Linked DNA regions of Homo sapiens: region 1 is linked to region 2. The links are chromatin loops, found by intact Hi-C in ENCODE. Cell type or tissue: Calu3. All regions are shown on one strand. Links, peaks and the distances in the headings refer to the core of each region. The heading gives the core; the rest is flanking DNA. Region 1 holds the start of LBX1 (ladybird homeobox 1). Region 2 overlaps BTRC (beta-transducin repeat containing E3 ubiquitin protein ligase).

Region 1 (9,823 bases), core at 1,157-9,156, 330 kb before region 2:
GTCACACCTAGCTGCACACACACTAGTTTGCAACAATCAGTTGCAGGAACGCAGCATCACACACCCAGTCCCACGCTCCGTTTCCATCAATCAGCCGCACATGCTCAGTTTCTCAGTTGCACATACTTGATGACACACTCAGGAACATGCCCTTGCTAGTCCCCATGCAGCCTGCCACACACACACCCACAGCCCCAAATCTCTCCCAGAACTGGCAGCTGTTAGGAGAAGACGGGGTGATTTGCAGATGGCAGTCCTGGACTTGGAAGTGCAGATGTGGGGCCCCAGGAACACTCAAGGTGGGAATGCTCCTCCCTCCAGGGTGCTGGTCCCCAGGAACCCCCACCTTCCTTTGCCCCAGTCCCAGGAGCCTGTTCTCTAGGAGATGTGGCCTGTGGACACACCCGGGAGTCAGATTCTAGGCTCTCCAAGACCTGTCAGTGTCTGCCAGGGACCTCCACTCCGCACATGTACAGTCCAGGGATGCAGCCAGTTCCCACACACCCCTTTGCACACCTACAGCCTAACCACCACTACCCAGCACAACCAGTTCTACTCCCCTCCATTCCCACCCACTTCAAAGCCACATGTACTTCACTTTACAACAGCAGCCTCCTACTCGCTGACCCCTGTGACTCCAGCCCATTCAGATTCTCTGTCCCTTCTTCCACATGCTTTGTAGCCCCTGACCTTACTAACCTGCCCCCTTATCTGGCTGCCCTCTCTATATCCCCGGGCTTTCTGTGGTGCCCTCTCAGATGCATGTGTTTGGGGAGCATATGTATTGTCCCCACAAATCACTTTCTGCGCTCCAAGAGGGGCTAGTTGTTGCCGGTGGGAAGCCAAGCCCAGGTGCCTCCGGGTTCAGGTGACTGGAAAAGCCAGGGCAGGGTGAGTGGACTTCCCCGGACTTGGCGGCTCAGAGGGATGGAGAGGTGGGGGGGGGGGTCCCCGCGGCGACGGGAAGGGGCGGAGGGTAGGCGCGCGGCCCCAGCTCGTCCCTTTCAGGGGGGACTCATGCATCAAACTTCAATTTTCCGGACGATTGAATTAGTGATTTTTTTTCTCCTGAACTAAAATACACTTAAGTCTTTGGGATTAATTACCACGTTCTGGTCCCTCAGACTGGAGTATTACTTATCGGAGCTGCGTCTGACACCGGCCCGACACCTCGTAAAATAGGGAACTGCGCCTCTCTGCCTCACCCCGCGCCGCTCGCCAGGCCACCAAGCCGGGAAAGGCGGAGCGAGGGGAAGCCGAACAAGCGGGATCGGCCGTCCGCGCGCGGAGGGGTTCCTAGACTGGAGAGCAGAAACTACCCGCGTCCCGGGACTTGGCAAGCCCCGTCGAGCCCCGGGACACAACGGGGAAGGGAGAGACAAAGCCGAGCCGCCTCTCCTGGCCAGCCCGGAACCGAAAGTGGGTCCGTAGAGAGCCCAGAGTCCTGGGGGAACAGATGGGCAAAGGGCTCTAGGAGGTGATGGAACTCAGGCCCGAAGGGCAGGCAGCCCACAGGATACCAAGCCTTAACGAACTACGCCAGAAGAATGGGCGTAGGGCCCACAGCCCCTCACACAACCCAGGCCAAGCTCCCTCGTACACTCAGACCAGGAGAAGAAACAGACACGCAATACACAAGCCCCGCTCCCTTGGAGCCTACACTTGGGCGAACACACCACTGCTGTTTGCAGTATCCCGAGACAGGCCCGGCAGGCGTGAGCTAAGAGGCCTCGGGCCCGAACTTGGGATTTGAGGCTCTCTCACATCGCCGGTCCCAGCGGCAGCGCCTGAGGCACAGCCAAGACCATCCGAGGTCCCCGGGCCGCGCGCAGGTAGCAGACTTCTTCAGAACTGGGGGAGCTAAAGAGAGAGTGGGCTTAGAGCCCAGGCCTCCCTGGATCCCAGATCCTCGCCTCCGCCTACAGCCAAGCCCCTCAGCTTTTGCCCAGAGCTGCTGACTTCCTCGCCGCCTCCCTGCGCAATGGGACCTAGAGATAAGCCCCAAGCCCGGGTGCTAGTCCAGGCAGAGTCGGGTGCTAGTCCAGGCAGAGTCCAGTGCTAGTCCGCGGCCTCAACAGAGCTGTCGGCTGGGCTCCGGAAGCCCACCCGGAACCTGATGGAGGCAGCGAATTCCTCAGAGCAGAGGACACTGCGGAGAGGCTCGAATCCACTTCCCACATTGTGCGGGACCGAGCGCGCAGGGCGCTCTCGCGTGGCCTCCTTAGCTCGGGTTCAGCCGAGGCTCTCACGTACACTTCGTTACCCCTTCCCCCCGCCGCAGCTCTGGTCCTTCCTTCCACTGGCTCTCTTCTCTGGCCTATGGAAACAACGAACTACTTTTCGCCTTTCAAGGCCCGGGTCCCAAGCCACCTCCTCTGTGAAGCCGCCAACACCCTGGTAGCTGCCTCTCAGTGTTTTGCAACTGGCACGGCCCTGTCCCTCGGTCCGCTTCTACTAGCGCTGGGGGTGCTGCGAGTCTTGCCCACTAGACTAGGAGCTCCTTGAGGGCAGGAACCGAATCTGATTCGTTTCCATTTTCCCAGCCCCCCTGCGCGGCCTGGCGCAGAAAAGACGCGCAATAAACATTTGCTGAATTGAATTGCGTTTTCTCCTTATTTTATTAATCCTTCCCCTTCCTTCTTTCATTCTTTCTTTTCCTCCTTCCTTCCTCCCTCGTTATTTTTTATTTCTTGGTTATATTCAATTGTCATGTTTTTCAGGCTCATTAAATCCATTTAGAGACAAAAGAATAAAAGGCAGAAGGGGAAGGGCGGGGGAGGAGAGAGGGGGAAGGGAGGGGAGGGGGCAGGCCGGAGAAGCAAACAAATAACCCGCTTTAACTAGACGGGCGGATAAATGGCCCCGTTTCTCCTCAGCCCCGACGCGCCTGCTTAGCTGCGCGCCCCGCGGGCGCCGCAGCTCGGGTGGGCTCAGCCCTGGGGCCGCCGCCCCCAGCCCAAAGGGACCCAGCGGGGCCAGGCCCAGGGCCGCGAAGCAGAGAGCGGCCGGAGGTGCCAGGGCCGCTTCATTGGGATTCATGAGCGTGTTGGGCGGGCGGCCTGGGGCTTCGGGCGCGGGGCGGGGGCCGAGTGGGGGGGTGCGCACGGCGGGCGCAGATGCCCGGGTGACCGACCCGCCGTGGTCCCTGCGCCGCCTTTGTGCCGAGGAGGCGCGCGCGGGGACCTAATCCATCAAATTGTCTACAAATTGTGAAGAAAATTCAAAAACCATATGGTCGCCAGCGCCGGCGCGCTCTGGGCTGCGGAGGGCCGCGGCCGTGCCCGCACCGGGAGCCGCGGGGGGCTGGGCCCGGCTATTGTCGCCTGTCAGCGGCCGCCCAGGCCCATTCGTCCCGGCCTTCATGGTCCGCGCTCCGAATTACAGACCCATCCATCCTAAGAGAGGGCAATTTTTGTCGCCCGGGAGGAACCAGCCGCACGCCTGCCCCGCTGCCCTGCCGTCTCCTTCCTTCTCTGCTCCTTCTCTCTCTTCTCCTCTCTTCCCATTCTTTTTTTCTCCCTCTGTCTCTGTCTCCCTTTCTCCGTTTCTCTGTTTCTCTCTCTTTTTCCTCTTTTTCTCCGTCCTGTCTCTGTGGCTCTCCGCTTTCTCTCTCTGCTTTTGGAGTGTCTTTCTGTGCTCCTATTTTTTTTTCCTGTTTCTCTCTGTCTCTTCGTTTCCTCCTGGACACGCACGTTCCTGGCTCGGGCCCGGGGGCCCCATCGCCGCCCGAGACCAGATGCGCATTTCTCACATCAATTTTGCGGAGAAAGAGAGCCCAGCGGCCCGGAGGCGGGACCCCACTCCGGTGACAGCGGCTACTCGCCAGCCCAGCGACAACAAAAGCCCGGAGAGAAACCCGCTCTGTCCAGGAAAGTGAAAGCGGCCTCAGCCCCCGCCCCAGCCGGCCTTGGGGCGCCGCAGACCCGAGAGAGTCCTTGCAAGATCCATACCTCTGCCCCCAGCGGTGTGCCGGGGTGTGGAGGCAGAATTGGTTAATGTTGCCAGAAATTCACACCAGCTCCCAGACGCTTGGGCTTACAGTTCCAGGTGCCCACATTGAAATTCAGCCTGGCCTTGATGCCTTTAGCCTTTGGCCCCCGACTCCCCAAGGATGAGGCCCTCGGGGCTAGAATCGAAACTTGGGAACCCAAGGCTCCACCCCGCGTCTGACTGAGTGATACCTGCAGCGCTCCCGGGGCTCAGCCCTGTTTTCGGGGAGTGCAGGGAGAATGCCCTTGGGTCTGGGGTGGGATGCAGGAAATGCAGGGCAAGACCCCCTCCCACCCTTTGTTCAACACAAATTAATGTTGTACTGTGGTGTGCCCCCACATACACAGGCATTTTCTCCCAGCATTTCACGGCTCGTTTTTTACCCCGACCTGGCGAAGCCCGCTTCTCTCCCGATTTAGCAGCTGCCTCAGGTTTATGGGCAAGAGGCGCCTCCTCCTGCTGCTTCCCCCTCGCCCTTCACTCTTAAGCCTGTCCTGAAAATCCCCCCCAAATCTCCAAGGCTAGGGCGACCGGCACGAAGAGCGGCAAGAAGCCCAGCCTGCCGCTGCTTCTCGGAAACGGGCCCACCACTCAGACACGGTCGCCGCCGGTTCTAGTAAAATGGCAAAGACTTTATTTATTGGAGAAAGAGGCCTTGGGTACAGTCTAGGGAGGAGAGGGGAAGGGAGGAGCAGGGAAGGGGCACTCGCAGCCCACTCACATCCAGCCACCCTCCTCTGGCCAAGTCGGGTAGGAGTGGGGTGTTCGAAGTGGCAAGAGAGACCCAGAGCTGTGGAGGAGGTGAGGTGAGGGCTTGGGTCGGCCTCCTCTCTGTCTCTGTCACATGCAAAAAAATTCTAAAAAGAGTACAAAATAATTATAGGGCTTTGGGTTCTGTTTTCGATAGTTGGTTGGTTGGATTTCCCCCTGCATTGTCCCTAAGAGCCGGACTCCAACAGTCAGTCCGAGGAAATGCGGGAGGGAGGGAGGAATCTTAAAAACAGCATTAGTGGGCATTAGGAGGCAGAAATGGCATCGAAAACAGACTTTTCTCTCAGAGGGTGGGGAGGAAAGATCGATTTTGAAACTTGCAAGTCAGGACCTGACTGCCCACCTCTTCCCCTCCCACATGAGGAAAAAAGGCCCGAGGAAATAGAAGTCAACTGCAATAAGGCCGAGGGAGGCGAGGAAGGAGCGGGCCGGTGCATTCGCCACATGCAGAGAAAAATCAAAACAGCCGGAGCTGCCACTCCCCTAGACCGCAGGGTTAGTGTTCCCCGCCCTGGTTTCTGTCTCGCCCTCAGCAAACCCGGCAGCCCGAGAGCTTTGAAAACATCGAAATCTCCGAGATTTAAAAAATAATAATAAAAGAAAGGAAAAATCAGGCTGCGGTGGGAAGAACCCGCTATATAGGTTTAAATATTTATATAGAAGCCATACAGAATTGCACGGCGAGGGCTTCCGGGGCGGCGGAGGCCGCTGGTGGCGGCCGGCCCGGCCGGCCAGCCTGGGTTTATTGCTTCGAGAGGGAAGAGGCGGCTGCCAGGAGCCGAGTCCGGGGCCGGGGACAGGGGAGGAGGCGGGAGTTGGCAGAGGAGGTCCCAGCTCCCCTCGGCGGTCCGGTCCGGGAGGCGTTGGGCTTTCGAGCGCTAGGAGCCCAGGGCGGCGGAAGACCCGGGGCGCCGCTCAATCGTCCACGTCGATCTCTTCGTCTTCCTCGTCCTCCGAGCAGTCCTGGCTGCTGGCCGGCTGGTCCGTGAGCGGAGAGGCAGGCGAGAGCTGCAGGGCGCCAGCGCCCGGGGCCTTCGGGGCGCCTGGGGGGAGGACCGGAGAGCCGGGCCTCGACTTGGCCCTGCCGCAGCCGCCGCCACCGCCGGCTGTGGCCTCCGAGTTCTGCTCGAGTTCGGCCAGCGCCACGATGTCCATCTGCCCGCTGGGGCCCAGTTTCTTGGCGGACTCTACGTCGGCCTTCATCTCCTCCAGGTCCCGCTTGAGCTTAGCGCGCCGATTCTGGAACCAGGTGATGACTTGCGCGTTGGTGAGGCCCAGCTGCTGCGCGATTTGGTCGCGATCGGCGGGGGACAGGTACTTCTGGTATAGAAAGCGCTTTTCCAATTCATAGATCTGGTGGTTGGTGAAGGCCGTGCGCGACTTTCGCCGCTTCTTAGGGGTCTGCCGCTGCCCAAAGATGGTCATACCGTCGCGGCCTGGGAGGAAAGGACAGTGTAGGCTCGCGTTGGGAGAGAGGAAGCCCACCCTGGCTCTCGCCCCCGTAACTCCGTAACCCACCCAGGCCTGTCCGGCCTGCAGTCTACCAATGTTCCCTTCTCAGATTTAATTCAGCCTCCAGGACCAGGGCAAGTCTTGGCTATGGCAAACCATCTCCTGTCTTTGGTCTCCCAGAAGTCCCTAGGAAAAATTGTTTTGGTCTCTGCCCCCTACCTAAGAGTTGGTTTGAAAGACCCAAAGTCTCTAAGGGTATGAGAAAGCCAGACAGAGACACCCTAATTGCGGTGTGAATGTTGGTTCTCCATCCCTTCCCAATCACTTCAACTCTACCCTACCCATAAGGTCCCCGGCAAAAGACTCTCGATTCCCCACGCCGAGTAGCCGGGCTAAGAGCGCCCAGGACACTGGGAACGCAAGGGAGCCCGGCAAAGCAAGCAGACTGCGGAAAGAGCTTGGCCACCCTTCTCCTGCCACCCCCCAGCTCTGGCCTACCCAGAGGTCCCTGGGAAATAAGGATTGGGTCCCGTCCCACATATCTTCACTCCCATAAGCAGCTGCTCAGGCTGGAAGGCCCTGGCGGCCGGAGAGGGCAGAGGCGAGCAGAGGCATAGGGGACGAAGCGCGCAGGGCACAGGGCGCGAGGCGCTGGGTGCAGGGGAACCCAGCAGCTGCGCCTACCTTCGGCTGCCTGCAGAACGCTGACCTCCAGCCCCTTAAACGTCTTGCTGGCGAGCTCCTCCAGCGCGCACAGCGGCGAGGTCTGCGAGAGCAGCGCGCGGCCCGCCAGGGGCAAGCCGCCCTGCGCGTGCTTGTCCGCGGCGGCCAGCAGGTGCGCCGCCCCGCACAGCGAGTAACTTCTCCGCACAGACGGCTTGTTGAGGATGTCCTCGATGCTGAACGGCGTCAGTGGCTTGTTGGAGTTGGCAGGCGGAGGCAGGTGGTCCAGCGGGCTGCGCCGCCGCTCCTCCCCCGGCGCCGCCTTGCCGTCCTCCTTGGAAGTCATCTCGGCCTTGTTCGGGGTCCCGGCCGGGGCGGCTCGGGCCGCGGGGACCCAGCCCGCGGGCAGCTCGGGCGCCGGACGGCGCGGGCAGGCAGCGGCGGGTGGAAAGGAGGCCGCACTGGGCAGGGCGCGGGCCGGGCGCGGGGCCGATTAGCGCGGCGGCTGAGGAGGGGAGAACAGCGCGGGGCCCCGGGAAGAGGGCGCTGACGCGGGCGCCGCTGCTGCTGGGGCTTCCAGCAATCCGGGGCCGGAGCCGGGGCGCGCTGCGCGGGGCTCCAGTTTCGCCAACCCCGGTGCTATTTAAAGGTGTCAGGTGGCTCGGCAGTGGCTCCTGGCCCCGGGTCCTGGCGGCCGCAGTTGGAAGAGCCGAGGCGAGGGCGCCGATCCCGGACTGCGAGGGAGGCGGAGAGACGGGGCAATTGACTATTGCTAACAAGTTAGCCTTGATCGCGGTGTAATCAATTATCTGCAGCGGCACTTCTTTCTCTTTCTCTCTCCTTTCTCCCTTTTTCCTCTCTTCTTTGCCTCTGTTCTCTCCTCCTGTTCTCGCTCTCCCTCCCTCCCTCTCTCTTCTCTCTTCTCTGCTCCCCCCTTCTCTCTCCTTCTCTCCCTCTCCCTCGCCCTCTCTTTCACTCTCTGTCTGTCCAATGCAGGCGGCTGTAAGTTGGGAAGCTCATTAATTAGCGGGCCGGGGGTAGGAGGAGCCGGCTGGAATTAGCCTGCCTAATGCGCCTGTCAGTCCGGGCGCTGCGCTGCGTTCGGCCCGAGCTGTTTGTAAATTACATTAGCTGCTCCTTTATTGCACCCGAACCTCGGGCGACTGAAAAGCCACCGCCCCCACCCCAAACTGCGAGCCGCGCTCCTGGCGCACCCGCCTCCCGCCGGCCTAGCTGCAATGACCGCACCGGCCCGAAGGTCTCGGTCTCTCCGACCCGGGATGTGGAGCCCGAAAGAGTGGTGGGAACCCCAGCCCGGGAGGGACGCGGCCGCCGCTCGGGCCAGGTAGGACCAGGAGCCCGGGTGGGCCCCGCTGCCACCCAGAGTGGACTTTGCGGAGCTGAGATCAAGAGCCCAGCGCCTCTACCTCTGACCCTCTTGCCCCTCACCCCACTGCCTGGGCGACGCGCCTGGGGAGAGGGAATCTGAAGCCCTCCTGCGCTGGCCCGCAGGAGGTCAGAGCCGGCTGCGCAGCCTTGGGTGGGCGACGCGGGAAGGGGGTGGAGGACCCCAGGGGTTGGGGGAGGGGGCTAGTCGGAGAGCTCAGCCTTCTCCACGCGGAGAGGCGGAGGAGGGAATTGTTGGCGGCTCTGGACGCCTCTCCCCGGCCTGATTCCGAAGCGGCCGCCCTACCTCCTCCGGCAATCTTGCTCACTTTCCTCCGGCAGCCGCTCCCCAGGCTGGCTGGGGCCACCAACGGCCTGATGATGGGCGTCTGAAGAGTAGCCAGGCCAGGTGCCGGGGCTAACGGGGCCGGCTCCGTGCCTCCCTGCTGCGCTCCGCCCGGGCCCCGGCCGGGGCCCCGCTGCCGGCCCCGCCTAGCCCAGCGCCCGGCTTGAGTGCATGGCCAGGCCGACTCCAGCTGTTCCGGATGCGGGGCGGGGGCCCGGCGGGAGCCAGGCCGCGGCTGGGGCTTTGCTCTCAGGAACTCGCAGGGAGGCCAGGCTTCCAGTTAGGCTGGGGCTAAAGACCTTAGGGCCCGGGATCTGTGAATATCGGGAGAACATGTTGTGTGCATTGTTACTTGAAGGTGTTTGTGTTTTTGAATGTGTGTTTGTGTGTGTTTCTCCATGCGTATATTTGTGTAAATGTGTGTGAACCTGTGGGTATATAGGTGTGTTTGAACTCAGCTATTTCTTTCATTTCCCTGAGGCATTCCAGCAGGGCTGTGCCCTCAGGCCTTCCTGTCTTGCTACCCCATTCTGTTTATGTGGGGCCACTGGCCTCCTTACTAATTTTCCATTTCTGCCCTTGGAGAAAGGAGGGGAGGACCTAGAGGGGGTTGGAGTCCAGGGAGAAGGGCTGTTCCCCTCCCACACACACACAGCCCTGGCCCTGGCTTTGTTTGTAAACTCCTGGGTGGGCGGTGAGGTTGGGCATTGGGCAGCACCGCTTGGACCAGAAAAGGGCCCAGAGAGGCCAAAGTGAGGATTTGTGGCCCAGGCCAAGGGTTGGAATGGGAAGATTAGGATTTCTTGCCCCCTCTCCCCTCATATCTAACCCCAGAGAGGGAGTGAGCTAAGCTGGGCTCCGGGGCGGGAAGCAGGTTCTTTCTCTGGATGCCTCAGCGTAGGGGGCCTCTGCACAGCAGAGATAGGTTTCATGATCTCACCTTCAGTTGTTTGTTTGGAATTGTGGCTGGCAGCTCTCTGGGGTAAAAAGGACAGTGTAGGGAGAAAGGGTTCTTGTTTGGTGCCCCAGTTCTGTGAATGTTGGGAAGAACCCCTACCCTCTAACTCATCTTTGTCCTGCATTTTCGGGGTGGCAGTAAGCGAGTGGGGGGAAGACAAATGCTCAGAGGCAGGATTGGTGAGAATGGGAATCACAGTTCCCTCAGAGCTGCAGACCCACTCCAGGGCAGACCTGTCTCTACTCTTCTGCGCTGCC
Region 2 (9,823 bases), core at 1,133-9,132:
CTGACTGCTTCAGTGCTGCTATCAGAAGATGTCTTCTATCTTTTGTGAATGATTGGAACTTTTAAACCTCCCCTCCTCTCCTCCTTTCACCTCTGCACCTAGTTTTTTCCCATTGGTTCCAGACAAAGGTGACTTATAAATATATTTAGTGTTTTGCCAGAATCTCTCTTGCTTTGCCATTAAGCAGAAGAACTAGTTTCCCTGTATAGCCTGCTGGGAGAGACCCACTTCTAGGGTATGGGGGATGCAGCTTCAAGCCCAGTGCCCAGTGTCTCCCTGTTAACTGCAGGAATGCCAAGCACCTGGCCAGAGCAGCCCAGCCCCAATATGCTTAGGAGGAGACAGAGTTCCCTCTGTATAGCCTCTGGGACAAGAAAAAGAAAACACAAGAATGTATACACTGGAAGATTTGGGCCTCCTGCCTGCCTTCTCTTTGTTTCTGTTCCTCTTCCCATCTACTCCCCTACGCCCCTTCAACCTTTTTTCTCTGTCTGCTTCACCTGAGAAGAAAGTGTACGAAGAGAGTGTCCTCCTCTCACATGAGCCAGATCAGCCAGAAAATGCAACACTTGGAAGAGTTAAATGCTGTTCAGTGAAGATTTCAGCCCCAGGCCTTTGCTGCAAGTGACCCTGTGGCAACAGTGGATTCTCAGACATGATACTCTCATCATATTTGCAACTCTTCTCTCTCTTTCTTCCCCACACCCAAGAGGAGGATTGGTGGTAGGGGGCAGGCAGAGGGGGTGGGGAGAAGTTTCCTGGGCTCCATCAATGGCTGCATCTTTTCTGGACTCAGCAGTCTCCTTGATTCCATGTAGAGTGTGGAAAGGAGTTGCTGATTGCATTTCCTCTCATTAACAATTGGGTGTGTAATAAAAAGCATTGTACTTCATCTTAAATCACTGGTAAGGCTCAGCCTACAGAAAGATTTGAAATGGCCAGAGCCAATCGCTTGGTGCATTCTGCGTAATGGTTTCCATCTCCGATTTCCTCATCAGGGCCTGTGAATACCCAGGTGCCTGTATCTTTGCCAAGACCGTGATCAAGGTAGCTTAAGAGAGATGGTCAGGAGAAAACACTGTTTTTGTTTTTTTTGTTGTTTTGTTTTGTTTTGGCCAGTTAAATATCATCTCTCAAATATTGATCTCACCGTGTCAACCTTGCACTGCACAACCTTCCTTCTGCTTCTCCCACACCCAGTATTTGCAGAAGGGCAAAGCTGCTTAAGAGAGAGGATCAGGGTGAAGTTTGGCACACAGGGTTTATTAATGGGGCAAAAACTGCCTTTTCTTCCTCCTCCTGACCTTATTTTGCTCTTCACTCTCCCCAGCCAATAAAGCGTCTGTGGCGATTGGTGAACAGCATAAACAGCTGGACCTCAGCAAGGGTCAGGCAAACCCAGTCACTCGGAAGGCAGCTGTGTGAGCTGCCAAGCTAGTGGGCTTCAGGTGCAAGGGTACCTGTGCCACACCAACCTGGGAGCACACAGAATACTATTAATGTGCACCCAGCTGGTCTCCCCAGGCAAGAAGGTATCCTCTTCCCAAGGTGTACCCACTGAATGTTGTTACTACATATTGAGAGTCATTTTATGCATATGCATTCTACCTTTCCTGCTTTATGAGTATTTTTAAGCTTTTAGTTCAAGGTTATATTCAGAAAATATTTCCCAGTATAATGATACATCGTAGCCTAAGAAATATTTTCTCAATGTAATTCCCTTCCCAGCTACCCAAATGCTACAGAGAAATGTTTTCTACTTGGCCACTATCAGGGTTCGTCATCTATTGTGTTGACTATTAATGGCTTTTTGATTGGGTAAGGATTTTGCTATAGATGAAGGTAGAGGGCTGTCAGCCCTGAAAAACACACAGGTCAGACATTTAAAAGGCATGGGTTTCGAGCTGTCTCAAAATATTGCCCAATAGCCATAATTTTACCAGCCTTTCTGTCATATGCTGCTATTACAAAGTGGAAGCTGTTGAATGTTTATTGGTGCCCAGGGTTTTGCTCTCCAATCTAGGTTCAGTTGAAGGAATATTGTTTCTAAGACTGTTTTGAGACATGTCCAGTACATCACAAAGGAGATCGGGGCGACCCCTGCAGATGTGGAGCCATTAGCCCAGTTGAGGATATTCTCCAAGTTGTCCTCTCTCCTGCTGATGGAAATGGGAATGAAGTTAAGTGGTCTGAAAAACTTGAATCGTTCACATTTCTCAGCTCTGGGGGTCATTTACCAGTTTGTTGTAGAAGAAATAATCAGGTAAGTTAAAAGTTCATTTCCAGAGAAGGTAAACCCCACTTACCATCTCTGCATGATTTCAGTGGGAATTGATTATCACTAATCCCCAACTGGGCTAGAATAAATGTAAAGTTTGACCTTTTTAAAACGAAAAGAGAGACAAAGTCTCAGCACATTCCAAGGAGTGGTAGAAACAGAGCTGAAGGTGTCCCCATTGTAGATTAGTCTCTTCTCACTAAAATTTACTTTCCAACGTAGGGCCTAAAGGAAACCTTTCTTAAAGACAGGCTGAAACCCCTTCAAAGGCAGATGAGGAGGTACAGACACGTGACCTTTTGGTGCACACTGGAGCTACTTGGACAAGACCAGCATGCCTTGCTGCACGTGTGTGTATTTCACTGCTGAGAACATCCTTTAACTTGGTGTGCAATTTGAAAGGATGTGAATCATGGATGGAAGGCCATTTGTACATGTCCCTTGGCAAAATTCTTTCTGGTGTCTCCTAACTTCAGAGACAGGGACTCTTTTTGGATCTCTATTGACAAGTAATAAAAGTCTGGCCCTCATAACTTGTTTCCGAACTAGAAAAGTCTGTGAGACCCCTACATCATTCTGGTTTTTTTGCTTGAGTAAGAACAATCCTTTTTTATTTTTCTTCTGTACAGTCTAAAGCTACAGAGAAAAAAAAATGCACTCTTCCCTTGCCGGCTCCTGGTACCATTGGTCTGAACAGCTGTAGTTGGTCTACTCCTTACTTAGCACTTGATTGTGTGGGGAAACAAAGGTGGGAGGGGTGGGGAATACTGGAAATAATCAGGGCAATTTTTTTCTTTCCCATAATTGGACTAGATACCTTGGTACTGTTGACCTTCTCAGCATCTCCCTTTTGCCTTAGATGGCAACACCCTCCAGTCTGTAGCAGAGCAGTCCAACCCAGATTAGTGCAGCCCGGAGGCTTAGGGTGCAGCCTCCCTGGTCTTCCTCCACACAGTTGTTCACCAACAGACCAGACCTCCTTTAACCACAGTGTCAACATAGTATCGGAAAGAGAGCCATTTCTTAGGGGAATAAAACAGTTTCGCTTCTTTAGCTCATCTGTGGTGTCAGAATCCTTGGAGCTGAAGAGAGAAATCAAAAGAGCATGATGATGGCTGCCTGGTTTCAGGTGGAACTTAATGCATTGATCTTTAGAAGCTCCTTCTGTTGGAAGTTGAGTACCTGTGATCTAAAATGTCCTGGAGGCAGATGACATCTAAAATATGTGCTTTCCAACCAGCACAGCTGGCGCTCTTAGCTCCTGATTGGTTGTGTGTTTTATTAAGGATCAGTGCAGTTAAGTCGTATTTTAAAGTGTTACCTCCCCTCCTAACCCTTCCCCTTCTTGGACACTGAAGGAAAAGGCCAACTAGGGTGTTAGCCCTCTGGGCACCAAGGAAACTAACAGCTTTCTCAAAGCGGTGACCACTCAGGCCAGCCCAGACAAATCTGAGGGATGGCCAGTGCACTCCAATGATGGGACAGGCCTAACAACACATGTAAGCTTCCCCGAGAGCTTTCAGCTGGTTCACCTCTTTGTTCTCTAGACTCTTAAGTACTGACTGCTTTGACTTTTGTGATTATGTTATGGTGATGTGTAGTCAGTGTACCAATATGTTCACAACCTAGGATCATGATAATGGAGTGTGTTTTGGGTTTTTTTTAACTGTTCAGAAAAAAAGTAAATTACAAATATAAGATTAAAGTGAATTTTCTAAGCGTCTTGTCTCCTTGCCCCAGCATCCAGAAGGGCAGTACACTTTTCAGTATACAGACTGAGGGAGTGCAGAGATAGAATACCTTTGCAGATAATCTGACATGAGAAAACAAGATTGAGAGAAAGCAGGGCTGGATGCTGTGGATGAGTGTGGGGTCCCTGGCTTACGCCTACTGTTCCATGTTGAGTTAAATTGAAGCCAAAGTCATGTCTCATTTGTGCATTGGTCACCTTAGCCAACCACAGCCCAACCTGAATGCAGAATTTACATTTTTCTCTGCCCCTCAGCTGTGAAAAGACTTGAGTTTCCCCTACATCCCATTTGATCAGTTTATAGGCAAGCAAGCTCACATCTGGGAGCAATTTCCAGAGGGGCTCCAACAAGCTGTAAGAATGAAGGCACCCTTGACTATCTGGGATATGACATTGCAGTTCTTGAGTGAAACCCCCCTTCCCTCCTTCAGCCAAACCTGGAGAGGTACAAGGTTGCAGGCAGTGGCCGAATGGGACTATCTCTCCCCGTTGGCCCTGTACCCCTCCCCTCTCTAGTGTCACAAACAGGATCCTTGTCAAAATTGACCCATCCTTCTTTTAGATCTATGGGCTTTTTGTATTAATAACCCTTCCACATGACCAAGGCTCTCTGGCTTCCATCAGCCTTGTAGTCTCATTGTCTTGTCTGGACTGACCACTGGCCATGAGCAATCTCAGACTGTGGTCAATATCAGGGCCGCTGTGCAGAACCCTCCCTACTAGAGCTGGAAGAATGTCAGAGCATCAGGTCCACCCAACCCTTGGCAGATGAGGAAACTGAGGAGAAAGAAAAGGGACCCACATTGCCCAAAACTACACTGAAGAATCCTCCCTAACAACTAAGGGCAGGCAGCACCCAAGAGAGAGAAGGAAGGGAGGGAGGTGTCAGAGGAACCACTGTGGGGCCACTGGTATCTGCTCAGTTAATATTCCTCACCAGCTGGGCTCCTGAGCAGAGGCTGAGCCTAAGAGTTTGTGGACCTCACCCTCAAACTGTGTCAGATCTCTTCCCCAGGAAGGGTGTGGTCTAGGGCCTGCCCTGGCAAGTCTCAACCCTATAGCCGTGGTTTCCTACTCCCAGGCTGGGCCAGGAATCCCTCCCTGCTTTAAACCTATAGCTGTGCCACCATCAGCAATGACTAAGGGGAGGAGATCTCTCTTCTTCCTGATTGGCTCTTGCCAATTAAGAGCACTTTATTAGGCTGCTAATTAAAGGCACTTCGTTAGCAGCAGGAGAGGCCAAGTGGGTGCCTGGTGAGACGGAGGTGAAGCCTGGAGAAATTGTTTTCGTCCCCCCATGGAAGCAGAGCCTCTCAGGGAAGCTCTCAGTCCCCACCCTCTCCTGCTGCGCCTACAACACCCCTTGCTTTCAATTAGCAACTCTGAGGGGAGCAAGGTGATTACCAAACCCAAGCTGGAACCCCCCACCACCACCAGCACCACCTCAGGCTGCATGCGGTCCTCAGGGGCTGGCCAGACCCCCAGGCACCTCATGAACCCGGGCCCAGGGAAGGAGAGGCTGGGCAGCCCAATGGGGAGTGTGCTCTCCCCACTAAGGAATGGGGCATGACTCCCCAAGCAGCTCAGGTGAATGTCACCTGGTCCTCATCATTGGGGCCATCCCTAGCAGTCACTGGATAACCAGTCACTTGTTCACATAGTGTGAATCCTCATGCTCCTTTCCTCAACAAACACTCATGATTTCATGGAGGAAATGTGCCCTTCCCACCCGTGAGGGACAGTCCCTGGTCGTTTAACAAGAGCACAGCCCACGTAGACCCTGAATGGGTCCTGGAGGAGAGGGGGCTGACAGTTTTACAATCCCGGCCATGCAGACCCTTGAGCGACTCCTGTCCCTGAGCTCATGTCGAATGTGAGGCGCTTCCCCTGGACGGTCCGAATGAGCCCCCTGCAAGAGAGGAGAGCCTGGCTATGACCTAGCACGTGGGGGTTGGCATGCAGGGACACCCCCTCTCCAGAGCCCTGCCTGTCCCATCTTGTGCCCACCTCACCCCTCAGTTAACTGCAGAATTAGCACCGGCCGTGAGGGCAGATTTATGACTAGGCCTGCCTCCCTCCACTTAACCCGAGGCCGGCCCGGGCTCCAGACACTAAATTAGATTTTTGACAATTAGAGAGACTAATGGGCACATAGCCATCCCCAGAGCCAGATATCCAGATCCAGCAAGGCCATTCTTTAATATCCACCACCAGCCAGCCCAACCCTCCCCTGGCCACCCCCTTCTCCCTCCCGTGGGTGGGCATTTCTCTCTCCCCAGCCCCTGTCTCTCTCTGCCCGGGCTCTACATGCACTCACGAGCTGTCTCTGGTTCCCCTTCCCTGTCTCACCTACTCTTGCCTTCCAGCCCCTTGCCCAGTACCAGCCTGGCTCTAGAACGCTGTCCGTCTCCTTGCCTTCAGCCTCCTTTTTGTACTTTGAACACTTCCATCTTAAGCCGCCCTTTCCCCAGGGCCCATCTATCTGTAATCTTCCATCTGCCCTGAGGAGATTGCAAGCCCCTTGAGGGCAGGGGCTTAGGCTCTCTCTGGATCCTAAATGCTCCGCACCCAGTCAGTGTTTACTGTTTGTTGTTTCCTGAGACTCCAACTCCTTCCTCCCCCTTCCTCTGAGCTGCTGGGTCTACAAGGCCTGCCCACCTTGCCCTCTTGGTCCCAGGCCCACCCTGGCTCTGGCCTGGCTCTGCTTGGATTGGGTGGCTCCCCCTTCCCTGCAGCCCCACAGCTCTGGCCAGTCTTGAGTTGGCCGGGTAATGAGATTGCAGTAAGTAGTTGGGGGAGCTGCTCACATTCACTCAGGCGGACTCATAGCTCTGTCAGGCTGATTGGTCCTGAGTGGAGGCACAAACGGCCCCCCATGGACACACTGCGATTGGTTATAAAATTACAAGCATTTGTCCTGCTGTCAGGGGCCTTCCTCCCGCCCCTCTGCCTGCCTGCCTGGGCTCCCACCATTCCCCACCCATCCCTTTCCCCAGTGGGGTTGGCCCACACACCCCAAAGGACCTGGCCAGGGGCCACCACAGCAGGTAGGGCTAAGAGGCTGAGGCCACCAAGCTCCCAAGGGGCAGGTTTTCATGTCTTGGCCCTGGAGTGGTTCACAGTGCAGGCTGGCCTCAGAGTGACCTGACCCTGTGCTCAGTGTTTCCTGTCCCCTGAGGGTAAGTGGGGGTGGGGGCCCCAGGGCAAACAGGCCTTGGAATCCTCAGGGGAGGAAGAGGTGTCCCAAGCCCCAGGCCTCCCAAGGACAACCAATGCCTGCAACTTCAGATGTGGTCCCAGGCTGGAGCTGTGGAGCAAGGGGTGGCTGAAGGCCTGCCCTGCTGAAGGGGAGAGCAGCAGAAGCCAGGTCGGCCACAGGAGCCCATCTCTCCTCCCTCCAGGTGGCCAGACCCTTGCCCTGTATCCTGACCCCCAGCTAAGGACAAATCAGCCTTCAGGAGAGTCTCTGAAGCCTAGACCAGAACAAAAAGCCAGTATGGCACACCAGAGCCTTGCTGTGGTTACTGGTCCACAGGCTGAGTCCTCTAGGTCTGGCTCTTAGACACCCCCACCCAGGCCTTGGCAAGGGCCCAGTTACCCCCACGCATGAGTGCCTTGAAATCCCACCTAGTGCTCTCTTATGCTCACACAGAAACACCCACTTCTTCCTGGCTGAGACCCAGGCATCAGCCCAGGCCCTCTCACCCCAGCTGCACAGCCTCCTTCCCACTCATTTCTCCAGCCAGGCCCCAGACCCCAGCCCCTGACCAGCCCCCAGCTCCAACCTCAGTCCTTCCTCTCTGGAGGCACCAGGGCACCCTATAATCTGCTTGGAGGGATGCTGAGGGAAGGGTTCCCCAGCTTGGAGAGGGGAGCGTTAGGGGAGCAGCGTCTCCTGGCTGTGGGCCACAAGGTGCCTTCCTGCCATCCGTCACTCATTCGCAGCCCAGAATGTATTTGCTGTAATTACATCTTTAATTAGGGTGGTGACGGCTCATTGTTCACCAACAATGATGAATGGGTCCTCCTGGTTGCCATCCTCCCTGTCCAGCACCCTCCAGGTCAGCTCTCCCCCAGCTTTGGGGCTGGGAAGGATACATGAGCACAGGCTCTTCTCCCATCGAGTCCCAGGCCCTGAGGCCTAGAAGCAGCCGTGAGCTCTCCCCCAAGGGTGATGATGTTCTTCTGGGCCTCCGGGGGCTCCCAAGGGACTCGACAGATCCTGATACCTTCACCCAGGGCTCCCTGCAGCAAGGCTGCAGATCTCACAGCCACCAGATGTCTCCTTGGTCCAAACTGGCCAGGCCGGGGGGGTAGCCTGACATTGCCTCACTCCCACCCACCACACACATGCCACATCACCACGCCCAGACTCGTCCCTGGGCCACACGCTCCTCATCACAGGAGCTGACAGGTGCAGAAAGAAAGGCTTGCAGTTCACAAGCTGGAGGGTGAGTGGGCAGCCTTAACTCCAAGCTCCCCTGTGAATGAAATGGGGTCTCTGACCAAGGCGAGGCCTCCCTTCCCCCACATGCCTATGCGCACCCAGGCCATGTGCCCAGGCCCAAAGCTGCAGGTGGTGGATGTTTGGTGACTCCATGAGCAAATGGATCCATCAGTGAGAGGAAATCCATGCACCTGTTTGGAGATCATGGGCTGGTTGGGGCCTATGGTAAGCAGAGGGGCCGGGACAGGCCATGGAGGCCCAGGAGGCTTGTGGAGGTGAGAACCCTAATCTGGGTTAAAGCCCCAAGTGGCATGCTCCTGGCTGTATGACCTGGGTGTGTCCCCTAACCTCTAAGTGTTCCCTCATTTATAAGAGGGGGATGAGAACAGAACTCCCCCACAAGAGATGGCTGCCTGGATTTTCACTGCAACACTGCATGCCAAGTGAACAGAGCAGGCCAAGGTGGGAGCCACAAAGGAAGGGGGGTGCAGGGCAGCTGAGGCCACAAGGAGCTGGGAGAGGGACCTCACACCTTGGTGTGAAAAAGACCTCAACAACTGCAAGCTTTGTTGGGCACAGAATGGGAGGCGGGGGTGGCAGGGCTGTGACAAGGGTGGCGTAGGATTGGGTGCACAGTAGTTGCACAGGACATACTTGTTGATAGGAATTGCGGCGGGGGCCTCCTTTCAGAAGCTGAGGAAGCTCCTCCCAGCGTGGGCATGATCTGGTCAGGGCAGGGCCCTGGTGAGGGAGGCTGCCATGGGGATATAGGGATAATATCTTCTTCATAGGATGGTCATGAGTACACTGGGAGAGGTGAATGGATTAGAAGTGCTCAGAGGCCGGGGCACAGTGGCTCACGCCTGTAATCCCAACACTTTGGGAGCACAGATCACCTGAGGTCAGGAGTTCAAGACCAGCCTAGCCAACATGGTCTACTAAAAATACAAAAAATTAGCCGGGCGTGGTAGCATGCGCCTGTAATCCCAGCTACCTGGGAGGCTGAGGCAGGAGAATCTCTTGAACCCGGGAGTAGGAAGTTTCCGTGAGCCGAGATCATGCCACTGCACTCCAGCCTGGGCAACAGAGTGAGACTCTTTGGAAAAAAAAAAAAAAAACAATCATCAGGGGTCCAGGCGCAGTGGCTCATGCTTGCAATCCCAGCATGTTGGGAGGACCCAGGAGAACGGGTCGCTTGAGTCCAGGAGTTCCAGCCTGGCACAGAGGGAAGGGTGTTGGAGAGACAGCTTTGAATGCCAGCAGGGACATGGAGCCCATGGACTGCATCTCTTTTGTGTCAGTGTTTATGGATACATGGTCGTTGTAGTACCTTTAAGGTACTGGCCTT

Evidence for each region. A loop is a pair of places that touch in the nucleus more often than their neighbours do. Peaks named below come from ENCODE experiments on the same cell type or tissue, not always from the same donor. Only the 100,000 strongest peaks of a DNase experiment are listed, where the experiment ranks them.
Region 1: a loop joins it to region 2, with 7 times the contacts of the local background. A loop is called at or near these places in 31 of 110 quality-filtered maps.

What each region holds. Positions count from the first base shown.
Region 1 is chr10:101,221,594-101,231,416 of GRCh38, forward strand. LBX1 (ladybird homeobox 1) reads right to left here and starts at 7,870. Exons shown (of 2, transcript NM_006562.5): 1 at 6,898-7,870; 2 at 5,401-6,197. The coding sequence starts at 7,222. The coding sequence ends at 5,677. It overlaps LBX1-AS1 (LBX1 antisense RNA 1), which reads left to right and starts at 8,001. Exons shown (of 3, transcript NR_029380.1): 1 at 8,001-8,221. It overlaps LOC124902491 (a long non-coding RNA gene), which reads left to right and starts at 759. Exons shown (of 2, transcript XR_007062267.1): 1 at 759-891; 2 at 1,125-2,599. RefSeq lists enhancers at 1,097-1,746, 4,521-5,022. In Calu3, for the core only: no CTCF peak of the experiment used is centred there; no DNase peak of the experiment used is centred there.
Region 2 is chr10:101,553,326-101,563,148 of GRCh38, forward strand. BTRC (beta-transducin repeat containing E3 ubiquitin protein ligase) reads left to right here. Exons shown (of 15, transcript NM_033637.4): 15 at 1-3,988. Among named protein-coding and RNA genes, the nearest start is that of POLL, 30 kb to the right of the region's middle. RefSeq lists an enhancer at 7,876-8,376. In Calu3, for the core only: no CTCF peak of the experiment used is centred there; no DNase peak of the experiment used is centred there.